Linked DNA regions of Homo sapiens: all the other regions are linked to region 3. The links are chromatin contacts, found by Hi-C or POLR2A ChIA-PET in ENCODE. All regions are on one chromosome and are shown on one strand. The core of a region is the stretch at or near the end of the contact, and the rest is flanking DNA. Distances in the headings are between cores, read along the strand shown.

The links. A loop is a pair of places that touch in the nucleus more often than their neighbours do. ChIA-PET counts read pairs that join two places held with the same protein, here RNA polymerase II (POLR2A). Pooled maps may share reads with other maps.
Region 1: a pooled map shows a loop between it and region 3 (7-fold over the local background). The contact joins the promoter of ADNP here to the promoter of SRSF6 in region 3. A Hi-C loop is called at or near these places in 1 of 50 pooled maps. POLR2A ChIA-PET finds 5 or more read pairs at or near these places in 2 of 52 experiments (RWPE1 and activated CD8-positive, alpha-beta T cell).
Region 2: a loop to region 3 is called in a pooled map, with 11 times the contacts of the local background. The contact joins the promoter of UBE2V1 here to the promoter of SRSF6 in region 3. A Hi-C loop is called at or near these places in 3 of 50 pooled maps. POLR2A ChIA-PET finds 5 or more read pairs at or near these places in 2 of 52 experiments (HepG2 and Panc1).

What each region holds. Positions count from the first base shown.
Region 1 is chr20:50,929,001-50,933,168 of GRCh38, forward strand. It overlaps ADNP (activity dependent neuroprotector homeobox), which reads right to left and starts at 2,437. Exons shown (of 6, transcript NM_001282531.3): 1 at 1,826-2,437. ADNP-AS1 (ADNP antisense RNA 1) reads left to right here and starts at 1,984. Exons shown (of 3, transcript NR_110009.1): 1 at 1,984-2,054; 2 at 2,375-2,449. RefSeq lists silencers at 1,656-1,835, 1,976-2,025, 2,176-2,395, 2,695-2,882, 2,746-2,925 and 2 more and enhancers at 1,266-2,056, 2,476-2,595.
Region 2 is chr20:50,111,477-50,115,331 of GRCh38, forward strand. It overlaps UBE2V1 (ubiquitin conjugating enzyme E2 V1), which reads right to left and starts at 1,674. Exons shown (of 4, transcript NM_001032288.3): 1 at 1,631-1,674. The coding sequence starts at 1,652. All of the region lies in intron 5 of PEDS1-UBE2V1 (PEDS1-UBE2V1 readthrough), which reads right to left. RefSeq lists a silencer at 1,202-1,741 and enhancers at 1,912-2,021, 2,026-2,593.
Region 3 is chr20:43,455,495-43,459,178 of GRCh38, forward strand. It overlaps SRSF6 (serine and arginine rich splicing factor 6), which reads left to right and starts at 2,402. Exons shown (of 6, transcript NM_006275.6): 1 at 2,402-2,646; 2 at 2,867-3,015. The coding sequence starts at 2,540. RefSeq lists enhancers at 1,739-2,058, 2,119-2,278, 2,200-3,147, 2,579-2,678 and silencers at 2,819-2,918, 2,929-3,188.

The sequences.
Region 1 (4,168 bases), core at 1,187-3,686, 7.5 Mb after region 3:
GTTCGACAATGAAGAACCCAACATGGGCTTGATGTTTACCAACAAGGCTTTGCAAATCATGACACCCATCTACACACTTAATCCAACATCTCTCAAGAATGATTTTTAACTCTCAAAGAATTGGAAAGATTTGGCCTATGAAGAAGGGAGTTAACCAGCTATGCCCCCAAACCTGTTACTTTGTTTCAAACCTTCTCCTTTACCACCAGACTTAGGAAAGATATGGTGACACATTCAAAACTTGAGGTGGAAGAACTCCAGAGGAAGGGAATCCGAACCAAGGATGTGCCAAGGTGATTCGTCAAGAACAAATATGGACTGGGGGCCAACAGTTTTGAAAAAGTAAAAGGAGAAAACTTCTAAAATGCAGGGTGGGCTCTTTAAAAGAAGTAAAATCACTGCTCTTGACTCACTTAATCCTTCGCCATGTTGCTGTCAGCTCACCAACTAAGAGTGCGAGTGTGTCTTGCTGGGCCCATTTTCCCATGGTCTGTAGAAGGCGCTGTGAAGCACATCCTGTTCTAGCTCGGGGGCCCTTCCCCCCTCTGCAGCCTTACCCAGTGCAGAGAATGCGCCCCCTACTGACTCCAACACTCATCGCCTTTAGCCGACTTGGCTGCGGTGCATTTTGGGTGGGGGCTGGTATTTTCTCCATGGCCATAAACCAGAAGCAACAATGCAGATTTCTAAAGAAACTGTATCAAGCTATCCAAGAGATTTTTTTTTTTTTCATTCTGAAGGTTCAAGATACAGGCACAAGAAGCATCAGGGATGGGAACTGGGTGTGTGGGGATGGACATCATTAACATGACAAACACAGAAACAGTTTGGTTCTTTTTCCCTCCTAAGCCTTTGTCTGTGAAATGGGGTTATGGCAAGAAGTGTCCAGAGTAACTGGTAAATTCAAGAAGATTAAGAAGACTTCGTGTGTGGGGGGTGTGTGTGTGTGGCTAAAAAGGATATCAGACCTAGAGTCTTGGTCTTGGGCAGAAGAGGAAGAGAAGCAATCGCGCCTTTTCCAGCAGACAGGGATCAAGGTTGGGGGGGAGGGGAAGGCAGGCAGGCCTCCCAGAGGAAAGAAGAGGTGAATACGAGTGTGTTCACAAAACTACTCCCCATTCATTACATTAAAAAAAAATCTTTTTGCAGCTCTCTGGATTTCCATTTTCTACCACCTTACTGCAAAGTTGGGGCTCAGAATGTTCGAAAGAGGTGCTGACCAGGCAGCTGAGATTGGGGAAAAGGGATGGTGGTGAACTGTGGTCAGGATAAGAGGAAAGCTGGCAGGTTGGGGAAGAAGGATTGCACAGGGGAGGCAAAGACTCACTCCATGCCATGCATGCTCCCCGCCCCCCCCAACCCCGTCCCCCCTCCCCCAGGTAAGGGTGGGCAGACCTGGCAGAAGGCTGGTTCAAGGCATGGGGGTGTGCGTGGGGGGGCTCCTTTTGGGGGTGGGGGGCGGACGGGATTAGTTCCAGGATGGGAGAAGCTCGGTTCTGGCTGGGGGAGATGCCCTTAGCTGCAAAAGCTCCGGGCGGCCAGGCAGAGTGCTGGCCTCGGTGGGCTCACAGGGCGGAGAAGGGGGTCGGGCTGCAGGAGGAGGCGCCTGGACCTCCGGAGCAGAGTCGGGTAGCGGTCCGTGCCGGGACGGGGGACCCGTCGGCGCCGGGGTGTGCAAAGGAGCGTGTGTGCGGCTGGAGGGCGGCGATGCGAACAACAATGCGCCCGCGCCCGGGGCCAGGCTGCACTGGCGGCCGCGCGGGCCGGGGTCGGGAAGCCAGGCAGGGCAGGGCCGCGGGTCCGCGCGCGGCGGCGCCGGGCTTACCTTGACTCGGCCTCGAGGCGCGCGCGGGGCCGGCGTGCTCGGGGGCCGGACAGCGGCGGCGGCGGCGGGCGGATGGCGGCGGCACGGCGGTGGCGGCAGCGGGGAGGGCGCGCCCGGGGCCTCGTCGCGCTCCGGCTCGGCGGACTCCGGCTCGCGCCGCGGCCGCGGGTGCTGCCGGGGGGCGCGGCGGGCGCAGCAGAGCGGCGGGCGGCGGCGGCGTCGTCGAGCGGTGCAGACAAAGGAGGGGCGGAGGGAGGAGACGGAGGGTGTGGGAGAGGCGGCTTCACCGGCGCGGGCGGCGGCGGCCGCGCTCCTCTCGCTCCTCAGCAGCGGGGACCGAGAGAGGGAGCTGTGTCTGAGAAGACGCCAAAATCCCCCTTAGCGCTGCCTGCGGGAGGGGGAGGGGGCACAAGATGGCGGCGGCCGGGGGGGGGGGGGCGGGAGTTCAGCTCATGGATCCCGGCGGGCGGCGGAGGGGAGACCGGGCCGGCGGAGGCGGCGGCGGCAACGGGCGGGGGAGGGGGCTGATCCCGCGTCTCCCCTCAGCAGACAATACAAGCGCCTCGGACCGAGTCCCCGAACCTGCCCTAGCCAAAATGGCGGCCGAGAAAGAGCGGAAGTGACGTAAGTGCCTCATTAGCATAAGAGGACTCATTGTCCAGCTAAATAGGGGGGGGCAGTGGGGACAGCACCCCTAACCCCCTTTTCCCCAGGGGGGGTTCCTCTTACTCCCACCCCTGCTTGCACCTAACTTTTCCTGAGGGAGGGTGCTCTCAGCACCCCCACCCCCGCTTGAGGGAAATTATATAATCCCCACTGAGGGGGGAGCTCTCGCGAGAACCAGGCGGATTTGCCATTGACCCACTAGGAGGCGCCGCGGATAATGGCCGCAGTGCGCTCCCGGGGCCCGTGTGCTCGGCGGGCGCCTTCCTCTGGCCGCAGCGCCGGCGGCGGAGGCAGAAGCAGCGGGCCGCAGCACGCCCAGCACTCAGTCAGGTGGCCGTGCTGGGGATCCCTGCGCGGGCCCAGCTGGGCCTGGACTACATCTGGCGGGAGGGGTGTGCGGGGCGGCCTGGGGCGGCTCCACGTGCTCAGATGCCCGCGCTTCCACGGCTGAGAAGCGGCGGGAAGGCGCCGGGACACCTGGCCGGTCGCCCCTGACGCCTCCTGCCTTAAATGAGGTGTGAGGGCCTCGTGCTTCACACAGCGACTTGAGATGAGACACAACCCCATGGATGCCTTAGCCCTTCCTGGTGGGGTATTCGGTGCAGAGGGGCCGAGATTTTATTAAGGTCCGCCGTTACCCTGTGACTTGACATTCTTCCCAGTCACAGTGATGGACTCTTCTCTGACCTGAATAAAAAAAAAAATGGGAATCCTAGTGCCTTGAGGCCACCCAACTGGTGAAACTTAAGGATGAGAAGTGATGTTGCCAATAGGGGCATTGGCTCTCTGCAAGATCCTTAAACAACACACTTTGTAGTCCTAGGGACATAGCTTTTGGTGCTCCCACAATCTGGGTAGCATAAGACAGCACATGGTTGCTTTGTAAATTTAGGTCAATCCCAACCAATACATTATCTCCTCAACATTTTTGAACCAACCTTTTAAAGTAGGTTGTTCAAAGTAACATTATGATTTAAAGTATCATTGGTTGGTTAAATGTATTGACAAGTAATAGATGTCAATAGTGAGGAATTAACCAAGCCTGTTTCCTTAATATGTGATCTTTAGGTAAATACACCTGTCTTTTGCTGTTTCTTTACATTTCAAGTTAACATAGTTTCAAGCCATACTTAACATCCGAAAATAATCTGAGTTCGCTGCAAGTAGTATAAATTGTGGTTACACATAGCTGTTCAACATCTAAGACTTCAGTTAGCCCTGTTTAACAAACTTTTATACAACACATTTCTGCAATTGTGATAAAATGTATCTTTAAAAGCCAAGTCAGTATTTCAAGGGAAAACAGCTGAAAAAAGTCGTGGAAAAAGGGGTTGGGGCAAAGCATTTGATTCAGAAAACTAAAGAATCTAATTACACACTGCAGAAGACAGATAAAAACTAATATGAAATAAGCAAAGTAAGTTTAAGTTTAGTTTTTCTTAGATATACTTAGATTCCATATAGTGATAATACAAATACAAGGGAAAACATCTGGATTTCATCTTTGGCCTCATTTACAAAGCAAAATGGGATGCTGGATTCAGATGTAAATATTTAATTTTACAGTGTTTAAGCACCAGATTTACTACAAAAATGCATCTAAATATTCCAGATTCTTTTCTAAATGACTTCCAAATGCTATGAGTCTTCACTGCTCAAATACTCTATGGTAAATTC
Region 2 (3,855 bases), core at 424-2,923, 6.7 Mb after region 3:
CAGCAGTCTGGCCTGACTCAGAATCTCTCTTCTGGGAGTGCCTGGGGCAGCGTCATGGTAAATGAATTGACTCAGCACTGTTCCAGCTGAAACCAAAATCGAGTAAAAGGATTCATGGTCTCCGCTATTCTGCAAGAAGACCCCACTGTTTTAAACTCAAAAGGCAGCAGCTTGTGGTGGGTCACTTCAGTCAGATCCCCCACATTCAATTTCTTTTATTCCCACCCCAACCATCAGGCAAGTATGGCTCCTTGAGACCGCAGAGTAGCAACATTTATAAAGAATTCCCCTCACCCTATTTCCCATGGATCACCAATTCCTTCCCAACACTGCCGCTGCTGTGGCCTTAAATATGCCAATGATTGCTGTACTCAGGCTGGTGTCCCTGCAGCCCCACAGTGGGGAACACTGTGGCCCTGTTTGCTTCCTCCATCAGAGAGGTAACCCATTTTCACCCCATCTGAGAGAACCTCCTTGGCCAACTTCACTGCCAGGCACCTGAGGGTGCAGCCTCACCCAAGAGTTCCCATTTCATCTATTCACCTCCCTACTCCCATCAGCCAGTGGGGAACTTCTGAGCTGAACCCACATATCTGTCCCAATTATTAAAGGAGTCGATGAGAGTGAGCGTCTCCACAGAAGAGACACTTCTAGGATATGCTTCCCTCACTCAATTCAAAAAGAGGAGACTTTTCTCCTTTACAGGAAACATCTCCGGAACCCGACCTTTTCCACTCCCTCATTTCAGGGGCTTCCCTCAGTTGAATCCCCACTCCCAAAGAGACATCCTCGGGGCTCCCAATTCATCTGTTCTCCCTCATCCAATATCAGAGGCTTCCACCAACTGCCCCACTCGGACCTTGTCCCCTGAAACCTAACTTGAAGCAATCCATCTGTATCCTCGAACAGGAGACTGGTAATGATGGGGTCATTTCACTATCACCGCTATTAGGTCCCTCTGGCATCTGAATCCTTTTCCCTCCTCTCACTTATCATGCGGAGACCCCCTTCATTCTCCCCAAAAGCAGCTGCTCCAAGGCTCCTCCTTTCTAGTCAACATAGCTATTTCCTCAGCTAACCCCATCTCTAAAACTAACGCCGGAGCCGTTCCCTCAACCGATAGGGGATCCTCTCAAGTCACCCCCTCAGGATCCCGTTTCTTCCATCCAGCCTGAAGGGCTTCTCTGATGTCCCCTCCAGACATCCCAAGGCCCCTCTCAGCCGCACCCCTGGCACCCAGTATGGGACTTCCATCCGCTGTGGGGCGCCTCCTCTAGGGGACCTCTAGATCGCCCCTTAAGAGTCGCCAGCCCCGGTATCCTCAGGAGTGCCTCGGAGCTCGCTCCTCGCCCACTCCGGCTCCCCCAGACAGCACAGAGGGCCCTCACGCCTCCCGGGGGAGCCTCAGGGCCTCGCCGCGCCGCCCACAGGCCCCTCAGCCCCCCGCCCGTGCTTCCGGCCACCGCCTGCTCCTCCTCCCCCGGTCAGGCCGCGCCGGTGGCTGCCGCGGAGCCCAGCAGACAGAGGCGGCGCGGGGACCCTGGCTCCGCTGCAGGAGGCTTTGAGGGTCCCCGGCCCCCGGCCCAAGCCCATGCCCCCTCGGCCGGCCGGGCCCGGCGCCCCCGCTCACCCGAGCCCGTGGTGGCTGCCATCTTGCGTCGCTCTTGCTTGAAGGCCGGCCCCTTCTTCACCCCCCCCTTACCCGTCCCCCGGCCCTGATGCGCAGGCGCGCGCGCACGCACATACGCCGCCGCTGACGCCCGCCCCGGAGACCTGCACGACCCGTGGCCTGGAAGGCTCTTTTCCTTCCCTTTTAGAGAAAGGAAATATCTGCGTGCTCGAGGGCCCAGCAACCTGCAAGTCCCCACACATCGGGTGCGAGGGAGGTTGTGATGTGCTTAGTGAGAAGGGCAGGGGTGACTAGGCTTGGGAAGGCGCGATTGTGAAAGAAAAAGAAAATATAGCTTCAAACAAAAGCGCCGAATTCGCTTGGGGCTTTTTCCTGTCTAGTTCCTATCTAGATCCTCACCACATCTCCGCAAGGTCAGAATTAATGTGAAAAATGCAGCCGAGAGAGATCAAGCGATTTATCTAAACTCAGCTGTTAAGTGGCAGAGACAGGCAGAATTTTAACCTCCAGGTTCAAATTTTTTGAATCATCACCCTCCAGGTCAGATGATCTGGCTCCTAGGATTGATGCTCCCCGGCCAGAGAAGGCTTGGAGTGGGTGCAGCTAAATGATTTAGGGGCATTAAGGTGGCAGGGAAAGCATTTGCTAACCATCTACCCAATTCATTCATTCATTCATTCATTCATTCGTTCATTCATTCATTCAACCAAACAAACAAACATTAAGCACCTACTATGTACCAGACACTGTGCTAGGCGCTGGGGATGGATAGACATCTCTGAAGAAGCAAATCCCTGCTTTCAGGGACTTACATTCTAGTCGTAGACAGCAAGTAAATAAACAGGAAACTATAATTCTGATAGGGTAGAGATAAACCAAGACAAGAGCAGCAGAGGATGGTCAGGAAGGGCCTCCTAAGGTGGTCATATTTCAGCAGAGACCGTAACAATGAGGAGGTAGAGGGAACAGCTTGTGCAAAGGCCCTTGGGAAATATTTTTGCAAATAAATAAACCCAAGAAGGTACTCCTCCTTTATTATAAATTGTCTGAGAAGCCCTTATATGGATGTAGACACTGAGGCTGAGAGAGGTGAAGGGACTGGCTTAAGGTCACAGAGCAAAATACTGGCAGAAGGACCAGGACTCTAAACATAGAGGGACAAGGAAGCTGGAAGCCCTCACCCAGCACATCCAATTCATCACCTTTGTCTGATAGCAGTGCCTACTCTGCATCTCTCCACTCCGTTCACTTCTCCACTCAGGGCAAGCTGCCTTTATCTCCCACTTGGAAGACCCCAGCAGCTTCCATTCTCTCCCCTATGGCCCATTCTCCATATAGACCAACATCTGCTCAAAACACCCTCCAGCTAAAGCCTTCAGTGGCTCCCCATTCCCTCTGGATAAAATACAAACTTTACAAGTTGAGCGACCATAGAATTATCACCTAATGAGGACACACATCAGATTAAAAGGGGACTTATTATAATCTCACCAGGACAAGTGGAAACCAGGGCTCTCCAGGGCAAAGCAGGATGCCTGGACACCCTGTGCACCAGGCTCTGCACCCAGGGCAGGGACGAGGATGGGGTGGTCAGATTTAACGGGGCTTTCACTCAGGTCCTGACTCCGCACTTGCACAGCGCTGCAGGTGAGTGACTCCTTAAAATCTGCACCCTAGGGCAGGGCATGGTGGCTCACACCTGTAATCCCAGCACTTTGGGAGGCCGAGGTGGGCAGATCACCTGAGGTCAGGAGTTCCAGACCAGCCTGGTCAACATGGTGAAACCTCGTCTCTACTAAAAATACAAAAATTAGCGGGGCGTGGTAGCACACACCTGTAATCCCAGCTACTCGGGAGGCTGAGGCAGGAAAATCGAGCGAACCCGGGAGGCAGAGGTTGCAGTGAGCTGAGATTGCACCATTGCATTCCAGCCTGGGCAACAGAGAGAGATTCAGTCTCAAAAAAAAAAAAAAAATCTGCACCCTAGGTACCCCACTTGCCTCACCATAGCCTTGGCACAGCCTGCGCCTCTGAGACTTTCTGTACCTCTGCGGCGACACTGGCCCTTTGCAAGCCCCCTGGAACACATGCCCTCTCCCACTTCAGGGGCTTTGCCTGTGCTGTTCCCACTCTTCAGTTCTCAGATCCAGCACCATCCCCTCAGGGAAGCCTTCCTCGATTCCTCCAACCACATCAAATTCAGCTATAATTAGCTCTCAAAGTGC
Region 3 (3,684 bases), core at 1,152-3,651:
GGATATTGAGGTTGCACCACTCAAAACAGAGCAGGAATACAAAAATATCCAAAGAGCTGGTGTTGGGCTTGGCACAATGGCTCACGCCTATAATCCCAGCACTTTGGGAGGCAGAGACGGGTGGATCACCTCAGGTTGGGAGTTCGAAACGAGACCAGCCTAACATGGTGAAACCCCGTCTCTACTAAAAATACAAAATTAGCTGGGCGTGGTGGTGCATGCCTGTAATCCCAGCTACTCGGGAGGCTGAGGCAGGAGAATCACTTGAACCCAGGAGGCGGAGGTTGCAGTGAGCCGAGATGGCACAGGTGTGAGCCACAGAGCCTGGCCTGGGCTGCGTTCTTTCAGGAGGCTCTGGGGCGAATCTGTTCCCTCGTGTCTTCCAGCTTCCAGAGGCTACTGGCACCCTTTGGCTTATGGTTCCTTCCTCCATCTTCAAAGCCATTAACTTCGGTTGTGACTTTCTTACAGCCAATCACTCTGACCCCAATCCCAGCCTCCTTTGTCACATCTGCTTCTCTGACTGTGGCTCTCCTGTCCCCCTCTTGTAATCACCCTTATGATCACATGGGGCCCACCTGGACAATCCCGGGGCATCTCTGCATCTCAAGATGCTCAACTTAATCAGATCTGCAAAGTCCCTTTTGACATACAAGGTAACATCTTCACAGGTTTCAGGGATTAGGATTAGGATTAGGACATAGACATCTTTAGGGGGAACCCTTATTCTGCCTACCGAGGTGAAGAGGTGAAGCCGGCTGGGCTTCTGGGTTGGGTGGGGACTTGGAGAACTTTCCCGTCTAGCTAAAGGATTGAAAACACACCAATCAGTGCTCTCTGTCTAGCTAAAGGTTTGTAAACACACCAATCAGCACTCTGTAAAAACGGACCAATCAACATTCTGTAAAATGGACCAATCAGCAGGATGTAGGCAGGGCCAAATAAGGGACTAAAAACTGGCGGTCCAGCCAGCAGTGGCAACCCGCTCGGGTCCCCTTCCACGCTGCGGAAGCTTTGTTCTTTCCTTCAGGCAGGTTGGAGTCTTGCTTTGTCACCCAGGCTGGAGTGCAGTGGCATGATCATAGCTCACTGCAGCCTCGAACACCTGGGCTCAAGAGATCCTCTTGCCTCAGCTTCCCAAGGTGTGGGGATTACAGACTCGTATTTTTTATTTATCTAACTTTAAGCACGGCCTCTACCTCCCCCAGTCGTGACAAACAACGTTTCCCTCTAGACTTCCAAATAGCTCCAGGAGGACAAAACCCCCCTTTTTCAACCCGAAGCTTAAGGATATTGAGGTTGCACCACTCAAAACAGAGCAGGAATACATAAATATCTAAAGAGCTGGTGTTATCTCAGTGATATCCCTTTTTTTTTTTTTTTTTTTTTTTAGCTTCGGCGGTGACACCTACTCTCCTGGTCTTCTCCCTACCTCGCTAGTCACTCCTCCCAGTCTCCTTTCCTGCGCTTAAATTTCAGAGTACCCCAGGCGTTGGCCTGGGTCTTCCGCTCTCCACTTAAACTTACTCCTTTGAGGTTTTCAATCTGGTTCTACAGCTTTAAATAGCATCTCCATTGATAAACTCACAAAATAAGGCACTTTCAAGTCAGTGGAGGAAATGATAGTATTGGGACAAAGGACTTTCCATACACGGGAGAAAAAAAATCGTTCGTCGCTGTGGGAGGGCTGCCGGGTCTCGTCCACGCTCCCTTTTGAGCACCTACAGTGAGCGTAGGATTGCCACGGATAGCCCAATCCACAAGTGAGTCAAGCTGCCAGGGCTCCAAGAAAGACCCATGGAGGGAGAGGGGAACGTCCGGGGAGGCGAAGGCTGCGAGTGAGACCCGGAGAGGCTGATGTCGGCGGGTCTGCGCGCTCGCAACGCGACCTCCGCCCGGTCAGCAAGACCTCGGCGCGCGATCCTCAGATTCTGCGAAACAAGACAAGCGACTGGGTCCGAGACCGCGGTCCCCATCAAAACGAGCATCAACCAATCGCTGGGAGAAATCCGCAGCCTCGTTTTAAGCCACCAAGCAGAGACCGCGGCGACCTATTATGATAACCTCGAGAACCAATGAAAAACGGGGATTCGCTCAGCCCGCCTCCCGAGCTTCAACCCCGAAGAGATCGCGCACAGTTTTATAAAAGGTACAAATTAGAAAGCAGTTCTGCGGCTGGATTAGAGACATTGTGTTTTCAAAGACGGTGGGGAGGGCTAGAGAAAAATCCTAGAAGCTAGCAAGACCGCACTACACCGAAACGTCGCGGGCAACGGACTCGCCAGTCACCATCTAGCCCAGGGACGACGCGGGACGGACGTGCCGCTGCGCGCTGACATCACGCTCCAGGCCCCGCCCCACCGGCCGCCCATATAGCGAAAGCCTGGCGCGCGCGCGCGCCATTGTGTGGCTGGACTCGGCCGCCCCTGTGGTGTGAGGCGCGTGTTCGGGCTCTTGCCGTCCCCGCACCCGCACCGCGGTTACTGGCTTGCGGTCCGCCGTTCGACAACCAGCCCTTGGGTCCCCGCCCGCCACGGACATGCCGCGCGTCTACATAGGACGCCTGAGCTACAACGTCCGGGAGAAGGACATCCAGCGCTTTTTCAGTGGCTATGGCCGCCTCCTCGAAGTAGACCTCAAAAATGGGTGAGTCGGGCCTGGGCGCCCGCGCCCAGCGTCCCAGGCCTGGTGGCGGCGGGAACTCTCCAAGGAAAGAAGCGGCCAAGGCCGCGGCGCCGCGTGGCAGGGCCTCAAAGATGGCGACGGCGCGGCGTCGCGGGGGCGCGCGGTGGGGTACGGGCGCGCGCACGTGCGCGTCCTGGCTAACGACTCCCCCGCGGTTGTCCGGCCCTCGCACCGCCCCTAGGTACGGCTTCGTGGAGTTCGAGGACTCCCGCGACGCCGACGACGCCGTTTACGAGCTGAACGGCAAGGAGCTCTGCGGCGAGCGCGTGATCGTAGAGCACGCCCGGGGCCCGCGTCGCGATCGCGACGGCTACAGCTACGGAAGCCGCAGTGAGTCCCACCCCCGCGCGCTCCGCGCCCTTGGGGACCCTGGGGGCGGGGGTGGGTGGGGTGGGGCCTCCCAGCCCGGGCAGGCGCGAGGGCCGGGGGTCGTTTGACTTGGGTGTCCCCGAGCCCCGCTGCCTTCACGTCTGCCCGGGGCAGCCATGGGACGCCGGAGCGCGGGGATTGGGTTTGGGTGTTTGGTTTTGTTTATTTGCCAAGTTGGGAGGTGGGTGGCTTCTTCTGGCCCCTTGTCAGCACTGTCACGGGTTCTTCCCACAGAGGAAGTAAGGGGTGGCTGTATTTGTTGTATTCTCCTTACTTACCTATCAGTGCATTAGTTAGAGGTTCGGGGGCAGGCTCGGGTGGAGGTGGGGTAGGGGGCGCGGGGGACGGGGAAGGGGAGGAGCATAAAGTATAGGTCTTAAAGCTATGGAACTTGATGGGGGCCAAAGAATGTACTATTTTTAAGTAATGTGGTATTGTACCACAAAGTAGATCTAAATAAGCTTTATGCTGTATTTGAACTAATTGGGGCATGTTATTGGGAGGAGGTTGGGGGGATTTTTGGTTATGTTAAATGTTTGATGTTTAAATTGTTGCATGTTGAATTCAAACTTTTTAACAAGTCCTTGATGTTTCAATTTGAAAGTGACCAATGGGGCTGAGGCTGTGTCC